2 separate regions of the Homo sapiens genome follow, and region 1 is linked to region 2. A link is a contact called in ENCODE Hi-C data. All regions are on one chromosome and are shown on one strand. Each heading gives the region's core, a stretch centred on a gene start or an enhancer-like site at or near the end of the contact. The rest is flanking DNA. Distances are from core to core; before and after follow the strand shown.

Region 1 (5,588 bases), core at 1,140-3,639, 4.4 Mb after region 2:
CACCTTCAAATGGCATGCAAAATCCGGTTAAAGAAAAAAGGAGAGCGACACAGACACTCAACTCTCATTCTTATCTCTTCATGCAAACGCTACCATTCTATGCTCCGATTTCCTGAATAAAATCAGTTATTTTAAGCCTTTGAACCATTCCTTCTTCTGCTCCTTCTGCTTGAGATTTCCTTCTTGCACTCCACTTGTCTTCCATGGAACTATTAAATACCACTCATTTTTAAAAAAATGTTACTATGCTTCAGTTGTCTTATTTGTTTTCCCCTGGTATTTGGATCTCAGTTTTATCTAAGAATTCTGGCTGGATCATTCTTATAAAATTAATAGTTTCTGACCACCTCAAGTACTATCCTGACTCTAGCCAAACTCCTCATCAACCAATTCCTGTCCCACACTACTCTTACGGTGGCCAGTTAGCTGTTCTTATGGGGTGGGGATATTCCCACTGCAAACCTAAGAAATAATGCTAATGTTATTGTGTCATTATAGTGTCATTAATTATTTTAGATAACATATACCATGCACTTAATATGTGCCAGACACTATGCTCAATGCTTTTTCATCATCTCATTTAAGTCTCACAACTTCAAGAGGATTCTTGTGTTCTTATACTCATTATATAAATGAGAAAACTGAGGTGCAGAAAAGCTAGGAAACTTGCTCGAGGTCACAGACCTGGAAAGAGGTAGGCTGTGAGCCCAGACAGACTAAATCCAGAGGCTGACTGAGTTCTTAACCACTGGTCTATAATGCTACCAAAACGGAACTTACTACCTTTTTCCTAACTTCCCCGTTGCTCAAGCAAAAACTAAGTTGCTCTCTACCTCTTTCTCTCAAATCCCCTGATCTCCAGTCTCCCTGTGCCCAACTTAGTTTACTTCTTACCTGAATGATGACAGTAGACAACTAACTGCACTCTGCTATAATGCATATTCCCCGTAAAAATCAGACCGGGCCTTCTAAACTACAATTTGATCATGCCACTCTCAACTGAATTCCTATAACCCATGCAATGGTCCATACTCCTTAGCACAGAGAAGACAGGGCCCTTCACCATCCAGCCCCTTTCTACGCCTTCAACTGCACTTGCCATTTCCCTATATAAATATTCCAATTCAATTTACATCAATATTACACTCAAACCAGCCGTATTGCAAGTCTTTAACAAAGCATATTCCTAATCCCCTCAGTGTCACAAATATTGTTCTATTTGGGATGCCTAGAGTTTTTCATATAGTAAATTCATATTTGTACTGCACGTTTCAGCCCAATAGCACCTTCCTTGAACATATTTTAATAATAATCGTGTAATAGTTAATATTTGTTTAACACAATGTATCAGATACTATTCTAAATCCTTTACATATTTTAATATTCATTTAATCTTTCCAACAACCCTATGAGACTGTGGCAAAAGAGCCAGCAGTTGCTGTCACTTCAATATATTTTGGAATACATTTCCCTCCCCAAATTAAATTCTTGGAGGTAAAAACTGTCCTGTTTATCTTTGCAGCAGCTGTTCTTCCATAGTGTCTGGTACATAATAGAAACAGGAGTTCAATAAACATCTTTTTAATAAATGGCCAGAGAGCTGTGCCCCTAGATTTTAAATGCACACTTGGAAACTCCTGCTGGCCATTAGCCTTCTAATCTTCAGAGCACGAGAGGAGCATAACAAACATGTTTAGCGTCTAGTAGAATTCTGTGTAAGCTACAAGTACTACCACACGGTTCTGCTTAAATATACACACATCCTCACGTATAACATCAAGGTTTTTTTTTTCCTGCAACTAACTTCTTTAACTCTTTACCAATTTAAATGTACCCAACCAGCATTCAAAAAAGATTTGTCGGTCAACGACGACGATATTAAACATTGTATATGAAGTCTCAAAAAAACATGGAGCTTACTTTGCTCTCTCAGAAAGTCGATTTCTGCAGCCATTTCGATACAATTTTAGTTTAGAGCTTTCACCACCTTTACCTTCCTCTGAAAGACAGAGAGCTTGCTGTGCGGGAAAACAAAACTAAGCCAACGCTCGGTTGGTTGTCAAGCGCTCCAGCGGTGCAATCTGCATCCTACTCACGCGGCATCTACAGCCCCGCCACGCTTCTTTCCCCCGCGCCCCAGACGAGTCCCTGGCCCTGGTGAGAGACTGAAGATTGCTGGGGACTCCACGTTCAACCGAATCCCACGCTGGTGGGAAGAGGACGCGGTCGATACAGGCGTCCCGCGGGTCACTCTGGGTCTCGTCGGGCCACCTAGGAGAGTGCCGCGGGAGCTTGACGGCAGCCTGAGAGCGGCGTTCTACGCGGAGCGGCGGGGGTTGGAGAGGACAACGCCAAGACGGCTGGGAAGCCCCAGGCCAGCAGCGGAAGTCCACTCGGCCCGCCCTGCGACTTTGAAACCGGTGCCCCGGACCACTCCTTGGAGACGGTGGCGCCTCTTGCGTCATCACGCGGGCGTTGGAGCTTACGCCATCGCGCGTCCTAGAGTCCTAGCACGCTATTGGCTGGCTGTCAAGCAATGGGAGGAGTCGTGAGAACCTGGATGACAGCGGGCTGAGCCACCGGCTTGGCGCGGCGGCCAAACTGGTGGGACAGTGTCTCCAGGTAGTGAGGCCCAACCTCTTTAAAACAAACAAACAAACAAACAAAAAACCAAAATGCAAACGTGAGTAGAGAATGAAATACACAGTTTAAATGCCCTCACTATCTTTGGGTTACTAATATACTAAGCCTTTCTGGACTAAGTAAAAGATGCAGGTTCCTGCGGCTAGGGATAGAAGCCAGACTGGCGTCTTCAGAATCTCCCACCAAGGCTGTACCTCTGGAGGAGTTCTAGGTTTGGATTTGGTCATCTCAAGAAGGTAAGTACCTTCTCGGTCTTTGTGGGTCTTTAGACAAAGGAGACAACTGTTGTTTAAATATTTAACTGTGTAGTAATAAAGCGTGTAGTTAGAAGTACTCAAAAGATCTTGCAAATTCAGCAGCTACTTCTTCAAAGATAAGCTTGTTTCCTCAAATATAAGGAAAGATAAAAGGTACTTTTTTTTGCAAAAAACAAAACGGTAAAACTTACATTTGTGGATAGATTACAATTTTCATTTTTGAAAATTAATTTTGTCTGGACTTAAAACGTATTTTTTTAAAAAAAATCATTTAACATTAGAGGAAATCTCACCACTAGCAACAAAAATGTTAACTTGAAGCTAGCCACTAGTTTTGTGCTTTTAATAAATTGTATTTTTATGGACTGAAGTAAAGTTTCACTAAACAGGCATGTCATAGATGCAGCTTGATTTGGCTTTCTGTTTAACGGCTTAAGAGTTTTGTTGTCCCGTACTCATAATGTCATATAAACAAAGTAACCTTAGCGATATGTGTTAAGAAATTTTAAAAATGTATTCAAATATATGCAGTTAGGCATCTGAAGGCCTTACTCAATACTCACTGTTAATAGAATGAGATGGTCCCTTCCTCTAAAGACTAGCTGTTAAATATGGATGTGTAGCTTAATAATCATTGAAAAGGTCTAATCCAGCTTTGAGTTGGTGATAATTGAACTTGTTCTGATTTTTAGTAGCTATAACGTTTACACAAAAACTTTTTGTATAAACGTTATAGCTAAGGGAAAATTGAGTGTGCAAGGTCCAACTCGTTTTTGAAGTTCAGTATATGACTCTTTCTTCATAAACATCTCACTGACTCTCCAAGGACTTGCTTGTAACTTCTCCCACATTTGAACCTTGTATATTGTCGTATTTCTACTTGGCATCAAATAAATAATTATAGACTTAACTCTACGCTTACACCCAAACTGGATGGAAGCAAATACCTTCTGGCTATAACTGATGAGTGGTATTTACATAAAGTGAATATCTCAGGTGAAAACTTTTATGTCTGCACTCGAATTTTTTAGCTTACATGATCATAATTATGATCATGATAGTTTTTTGTTTTTGCGTTTGTGTTTGTGGTTACAAGATTTTAGTAGTTGAATTTTAATGGAGTATTTTCAACATAAGTTTCATCATTAGGAAACAAAATTGTGATGATTTCACTTATCCTTAAAGGATCCCCTCTCATGTTCCTCCTTTTCACATCTCCTGAGTTCTTTATCCACTTCTCCCAAGGTAGGTGCCACCTTAGTACTTACTTCATGCTCCTTCCTGCATTATCTGTCATGTTTTGTAGTTTGTCTCCAGGCTCCATCATAATACCTGGAACACAGAGTTGATTAAATATCTGATGGAAGGAATGAAAGAATTCAGTGGATGTTCATGAAAAGTATCTATTAGTATAAATTGAATACAAGGAATGACAAGCAGAAATGTATGTAGTTTGTGTGTAACTCTTGTCAAGCCACCATTTAATGTTTTTATATGACTTTTCTGCAATAAAGAAAACCCCTAAAGTTGTATAGATTGAAAATTAGTGACATTTCACTAACATTCATTTGGTTGATCAATTGACATTGAGCACCCAGTACTATGTGCAAAGTACCAGGAAGAATACAAAGTTAGAAGTTTAAGCAAGGATCAGAACAGATCACACAGCTGGCAAGTGCCTGAGTTGAGATTTGAACCCAGGCAGTATGGTTCTAATTTCACAATTGTTAACTGCTATGAACATGCCTCCCCAGGAATATAGTATAATATAGTTTATAGCTGGTATAATATAATTTATAGTTTTTGCTTATATGGCCAGTTAGCCTTTAGTTGTATTAAATGAAATATTTCTGTACATGTTATATTGTAATCTTAATGATTTACAGTTGATTTTCAAATTATTGCACAGTATTTATATTTCTGAATCACCCTTCCTTCTTCTAGGAAACCACTCATACTTTAGTGGAACGATTAGAAGTCTTCAGTTGTTCATGTGTGGCCCTTCAACATCTTTCTTTCCTAGAAAAATCAAGCGTCTTAGCTTCAGTGTTCTAAGCCCCTCCCCCAGAACGTGTAGGCAGCTGGGTGGAGCCTAAAGCCGAGCCCTCTCCTGTGACCTCGGCTGAAAAGAAGAAGCCAGTGTTTGAGAAAAGCTTCGTGGTCTGTGTTCTCTAGTTGTTCCCTCTTCTCTCTGACATTCCTTTCGTCGTCGCCAGGTCTTGTTTTTCGCTTGATCTCTGGAAAATACTGAAAAGTATTTTACTTTTCAGCTGTCTCCTGCTAAGTGAGCGTACTCCCCCTTTCAGGCTGACTTCCTCATTTCTCCGTTTCCCTGATAAATGGGCGGGGCCTCGGGGAGGTATGGAAACTGAAAAGAAATCATTATTGTAGAAAAACTAAAGAAATTTTTGTTGAGCAGAGGAATTTGGAAATTTTCCTTGCAGATCATTTGGTTGAGAAAACACCTTTACCATAACTTATTTCTTTTAAACTTTGCGGACATTTTTTCTTTTCCTGGGTTCTTAATGCTCCAGTGTTCGGTCTCCTTTCTCTTCCTTCGTTTCCTTTTAGAGGTCTTTCCAGGTAAAGATAAAGCAATCAGAACAATTGAAAATTTATTTTTTTAACTTGTTTTAAGAGCAATTTGAAGAATAGAGGTTAAAAGTAGAAACATACAGAGTAACAATA
Region 2 (6,027 bases), core at 3,528-6,027:
TAAACATTCAACATTCAGGTATCAGAAATTTACATATGAATTTCAATAAATTATAAATTACATACCTTGGTTACATCAGATTAAGTTCACCTCAGACTAAGCTCTTTGAAAGTTATTGGTAGGTGTCAATAAACCTAAATAGCTTATGAAATTACTTATCACAAAGAAATGAAAATTCTGCTCTGCCACTAGTATCTTCAGAAAAAGCAGTAAGAAGAAAAGAGTTGCTTATGTACAGTTTTAATTCTATTAAAAGGTATAGTTTTATATTAAAGACTACATTATTTATTCTGTACAGTGATTCCATATTGAACACTCTCCATCAAACCTTGCATCTCACATGCCACAGGCATCAACTAACAGATTTCCTCATTAATTTAAGAATGATACAACAGTTTTAACGCTGACTTTGATGGCTAACAACAAAAGATAATAGATTTGCCTTTAGTTTTATTGGACTAAATTTACATATTAAAGAGTCTACAAGAATATCACACCTCTCAAAGATACATCCCTTTGGCTGACTTTAATAAATTCCTCCCATATTTGAATTCTGTACCATCCCTAACTCTCATTCTAGAATACCACTCCCTCTATCACTATATGGGTAATCTGAAAACCACACTCAAACCACACTGTGACACAACTCCTGTTCTCCAGCTTTGCCATACATAACCTTCTAAACCCCTCCTCTTCCCATCAAGTCCCCCAGAGAATTTCTAAGATTACTAACACATACACACACACACACACACACACACACACATACACACACACACATTTAAAATCTCAGCCCTGCCATTTACTAGTCTGTAACCTTGAACAATTTATTTAGCCTCTCTGTACCTTAGTTTCCTCATCTATAAAATGGGAGTAGTAACTACCTCACAGGATTATTATGAGGATTAAATGATCTAATATTTGTAAAGCACTTAGAATAATGACTGACACTTACTGTTTACTGTAATTACTATTAAATATTTTCAATATTACTTTCAAAATGTATAGATTTCACCCCATTAGATTTGAGGATATCATAAAAACAAACATCACTCTTTTTAGAGTGATTCAAATCTCTCCTAGAAACACACTCAAGCAGAAGAGAGCCACACACACACACACACACAAACCTCCAGTGCACAGTATACCAGAATCTTTGGAGAACAAACTTTTGCCCGCTAAGAATGTTATTGTAGAGAAAAAGCTTATGGCAAAATGGGTAATTCAAGCAGAAGTGAAGCACAAACTAACAATTTGCCTGCTACTTTTACAATGAGCAGAGGCATGATATGCAAAAAAAAATGTTTTCAAGGAATTATATTTTCTTGAACAGATTTGAATCTGAAACCACTCTGGAAAGCAACTTGCTCACTTCCTGGACCAATCCATTTACCATGGAAAAAAAGCTTTGCTGAAGTTAGGAAAAAACACTTTCTTTGTACCACTCACTAAAAGTAAAAGTAGTAAGATGATCCCAAATGTTCGCTATTTTATAAATTCACATACTTCTAAATACCAGTTTTTCAATTAGTTAGTTAATAGGAGAATAAATCCCAAAACTCATCAGCAAATTTTCTTCAGATTCTCAGTGGCCAATAATCTCCTTTAAAGAAAACCTTTCTTACTTAAAAAAATACTACTACTATAAGGAAAAAAATAAAAAGATACTAGATGCTATACTGATAATTACTCTAAGTTCAGTTCACCCTCTGAAAATGTAACCTATTTCCAGACAGCTAAATGTGCTTCTCTACCATAAGAACAAATTTCCCTTACCATTTATAGGCAATGTAAGTAACATTATGTTATTAAGTAAAATTAAGATACACTTTTAATCCATTTTAATCCATATGCTGTGCAATACCAAAACCTAAATTTTACTTCCTTTGATATTCAAAGTAAACAGGTATACTCATAACTTCAGATTAAGGCCAAATGTACAGCACCAGTAAAAGTAACCCACAAAGTTAAAACAAAAAACTACAACTAAAAATTAATTTAATTTCAGCATAGAAATCTGAACACCATGACATTTTTATTGTTACCTTTTAAATGCTTCGGCTGGGTTTCTCTCGCACTCCCCAGGCTGTAAGAGGCTTTGGACTGCTGGATCCCTTAGCTTGTCCTCATATCCTTGGAGTAGTCCACTGCGGCAGATCTGGGCTACTAGACCTCTAATAAACCCTCCAACACACAAAGTATCAGAGTCCTGGGCTTTGCAGAAATGAAAGGCCAAAGCTTGGCGATGTAAACCTCTCTGCAAACTTGCAGGTGAACTTGGCCATAAGAGTTCAGTACATAGGGCCGTCTTGCCACTGCCAGGCCCTCCTACCAACAACACACCCCAGGCAGCTCCCTTTCCAGAGACACCACTAGCATTATTCCCAGAATTCATTACAAGTGATGGTGCATTGACAGCACTATTGCAGCAGTTACTTTTCTCCTGGAGGCAATGCTGAAGCTTGTGGAAAACCCACTCCCTACAGTAAAACTGCTTCCCTTGCAGTAAACTGGTTTGAGCCATTTTGCAGACTTTCTCTTCCCAAGGATTAGTCATAACGGGTTTTTTATCTTCATTTGCTAGAGTCTGGATACATCAACACAGGTCTTTCCATCCATTATGACATAACTTGTATATTAAGTTGACTCTGAAGACAGAGTAACTAGTTACAGTAAAATTCAACAGCCACAGAGTTCCTCTGTCAACAGAACGTGCATGACTTTATTTGGTTCCTTATTCTTGATCAGCAGTCTATGTATTAGTTGTTGAACTGAGGGAGAAACGCCTGATTCCACAGCTCAGCAACACTTTTCCTAAATTTTAATGAGTCACATAACTCCATGGTTATAACTGGAGTTTATGTGATTGTGGATGTTTCAAGAACAGAGATGAGACAATACATGTGGAAAACTAAAGAAAAAACCCAATCTTTCAATTTGTACAAAATGCTTCTCCAGATTCCAAGTGTTAATTCTGCATCTGACAATTAGATTCTGAAAAGAGGTCCACTGCATTAAATGGCATCAGAGAGATTACATTTATACGGTATGAGGTACAGTATGTAAGTAGCTCTGTATTTCTCGTTGAAGGATGATCACTCAAGAGTACTAGATCGTGCCAGTTTCAGGCATCTGGGCAACTGCCAGGAACTGTTTCAGATTATAGTCTCTTATGTGGCAGAAATGACAACCACTGTTAACACCTTCTTAATTCAAAGCATTCATAATATGCATTTTTCAAGACAGCAGATTCTTAATGAACCTGTTCACAGGTTTCTTGGTTTTAAGACGTCCGGGTAATCAACAATTTCCACAAGTAACTAAAATAAAACAAACAAAAATACCTCAGTGCAAAATATCATATGTTAAAAACTTATTAAGGACAATAAAGGTTGCAGTGTACCAGTTAACGTAATCTCAAAAATCCACGTACTTCACCTTTGGCACTTTCAAAAAGTTGGACAAAAACCACTGAAATAATCACATTCTCCCTTCTGCATTTTTCTTCCTCATTGTTATGCTTCCCAAACAGCCACATTTTAATCAAGTTACCCAAGATTTTTGCAACTTCACCATAGCAAAGGAGGGGGGGAGAAACTTTACGCACATACAGTAACACCCTTAACTCCAGGCAAAACGCTCATTCACAGTAGACTGGTAGAACAGCGCCAGCTAAGGAAGCTCTATTAACTTACACAGTCCAGTCAGTCAAGGACTGTCTACTCCTCCAGCCACACTTCTTTGTTGATAATGTGCAAAAATCTAGGGGAAGATTACCAGGGTTGCAGCTGGATGGGAAACGGTTTAAAAAAAAAAAACAAAAACGATGGGGGATGACTGTTCTTATAAGAATGATAAAGCAAACACAAGTAAAATGTGAATCCTTCCTTCCTCTGGGCCAAGGATGGAGGTCAGGGATAAAATCTACCAGTCTGGCCGGAGAAAAGGCTGCTAGAGAGAAATTCCTTCCAAGACAGGAAAGGGATAAAGAGTAGAGTGCTTCGGTGCTGGTGGGTGTCTGCCCACAGGTCCGGCCTCCAGTTTCAGCTGACAGACAAAAGGAACTCCGGGATTCCCAGCGCCGGGCACCACCTTGGGTTGGAACCGCCCAGAGGAGCCACAGGGGAGCCACCTCAGAGAGGCCACGAGCGAAGGTGCAGCCTCCACACCGAGGTCTGCCCTTCCAGAGGCTGGGAGCGCCTCTGCACCCCGCCCCGCACCGAGATTGGGGTGTGTCTTTTGAAGGGGGAGGGGGTGACTGAGGTCCTTGCCAATCCCAGACGAGGGGTCGCCTCCCGGTCGGCTTCCGCCTCTGCGCTCCCGCCCCATGCCCCGCTCCCGCTCCCACCCGGCCGACGGCGGTGCGAGGGAAGAGGGCAAATCTGGGGCTCGAGGCCGGAGAGGGTGGGTGGTTGGGTCAGGTCCAAGCCACGGCCTCGGCCTCCCAGCTTCCAACCCGAGGGAGGGGCCTCGCTTCCACCGCCGCCGCCGCCCCCCGGTTACCTCGGCCCCAGCCGCCGCCGTGGCCGCCGCTGCCGCTGTTAGGGACTCTCAGTCTCAGACACTTGCTTCGCTGAGAAGTCGCTGCCAGCAGCGCTCCCAAGACTCCACTCCAACTGCAGCCGCCTCCTCCGCCGGGCCCGGGGCACGCTCCCAGCTCCGGATCCTCCTCTTGGCCCCCGGCGGCTGCCAGTTCCAGCTTTCCCAGCAGAATCGGTCGTGCTCGCCCCAGCCCCCACCGGCCAACCGCCGCCGCCGCCGCCGTCAGGGCAGTAACTGTCTCAGGCAGCCCCCGGCCGGCCGGCTCCGCCCCGCCCGCCCAGCCCAGACCCCGCCCCCGCCCCCGCCCCCGCCCCGCCGCTCGGCCTTTCTTTGCCCGCCGGCTCCGCCTCCGCGTCCTTCCCCTCCCCCACCGCGCTCTCCCGCAGCATCCCGTGCCTGGGCGTGTGCGGCCGCCTGGGACCCGCTGCCGGCGCGGCGGGGAGACCTGTCTCGGGGCGGCGTGGGGGCCCCGCCTTTCTCAGGGGAGGCGGAGAACGGGGCGGGGGCTGCGTTCTCACGTCTCCGAGCTCACGCGAGTCGTTGCCCCCACCCTCCCCGTCACCACTGGGCCCTGATCCTTCCTTTGTCTTCCAGGCCGGAGGGACTCGCCGGCTGTTGGTGCCGTATCTGCTCCTGGGAGGGGCAGTTGGGTAGGGGGAGATTGCCTCTTGCCTCTCTCTGCTCAACCCTTTTGCCTCTCCCTTAACCCCGTTGCTTCCAAAGCCACTTCGGGCCCCGTTCTACCCCTCAGTCGTCCGGTCTCCTTTCAGTCCATTAAATTCCAGGGATGCTTTTACTTTGGCTGGGACGAAGAGAAGGAAGGAAAAGACTGGGAAGAATGTTGCGAAAATAGAAATAGTGGGGGTATACAGCGACATTCCTACCAGCCTCATGAAAAGGACGTGGCCTCCATCAGATGGAGGTTGACAGCAGGCTTGACTGGGTCTCAGGCCCCTGCTCCTCAGGGCCACTTGATCACCCGCAGCGTCCACTAGGGGGGAAGGTCTTGGTCATGTGGCGTCAGGAAATGCCCTAGAGGGCCTGCTCACAGGGGCCTGTTGGACTAAGCATGTCAGTTGTTTGCACTTACTGGACCTGAGTTGCTTAGATTCCAAATTTCTCCCGGGAAAATAAGTATACCGTCAACTGATGGAATAGGAAATGTAGCATTTTTTATTTTAATTGTTTATGCTAAAATCCAGAGTGCTCTATTTCCCATTCCTCATTAACTTGCATGTGGTTATTTGCCAAAATATTAAGCCAGTCTCCCATCTAGTTTTAGAAATTTCATAGTATAGCTATCACAATAAGAAAGATGGATAAACAAATAGATCGTGTTTGTGCTTACTCTTTCATATTGTTTATTCGTGCCAATTGAGGTTTACTGATCTTAGTATTTAATTTTAATTCATGTACCCTGAATTTTGGGCTTCTTTCCTAAAACACAAGCAAAAGAGGCAGAGTATAAATTCTCCAGAATTAGGG

The links. A loop is a pair of places that touch in the nucleus more often than their neighbours do. Pooled maps may share reads with other maps.
Region 1: a map of sigmoid colon shows a loop between it and region 2 (11-fold over the local background). The contact joins the promoter of SCLT1 here to the promoter of ANKRD50 in region 2. A Hi-C loop is called at or near these places in 2 of 168 maps with a recorded cell type or tissue (naive thymus-derived CD4-positive, alpha-beta T cell and sigmoid colon) and 9 of 50 pooled maps.

What each region holds. Positions count from the first base shown.
Region 1 is chr4:129,091,150-129,096,737 of GRCh38, forward strand. SCLT1 (sodium channel and clathrin linker 1) reads right to left here and starts at 2,390. Exons shown (of 21, transcript NM_144643.4): 1 at 1,921-2,390. The coding sequence starts at 1,954. It overlaps C4orf33 (chromosome 4 open reading frame 33), which reads left to right and starts at 5,003. Exons shown (of 6, transcript NM_001099783.2): 1 at 5,003-5,060. RefSeq lists an enhancer at 2,085-2,654.
Region 2 is chr4:124,707,955-124,713,981 of GRCh38, forward strand. It overlaps ANKRD50 (ankyrin repeat domain containing 50), which reads right to left and starts at 4,778. Exons shown (of 5, transcript NM_020337.3): 1 at 4,504-4,778; 2 at 2,046-3,320. The coding sequence starts at 2,557. RefSeq lists enhancers at 4,186-4,751, 4,752-5,317 and silencers at 4,265-4,504, 4,655-5,034.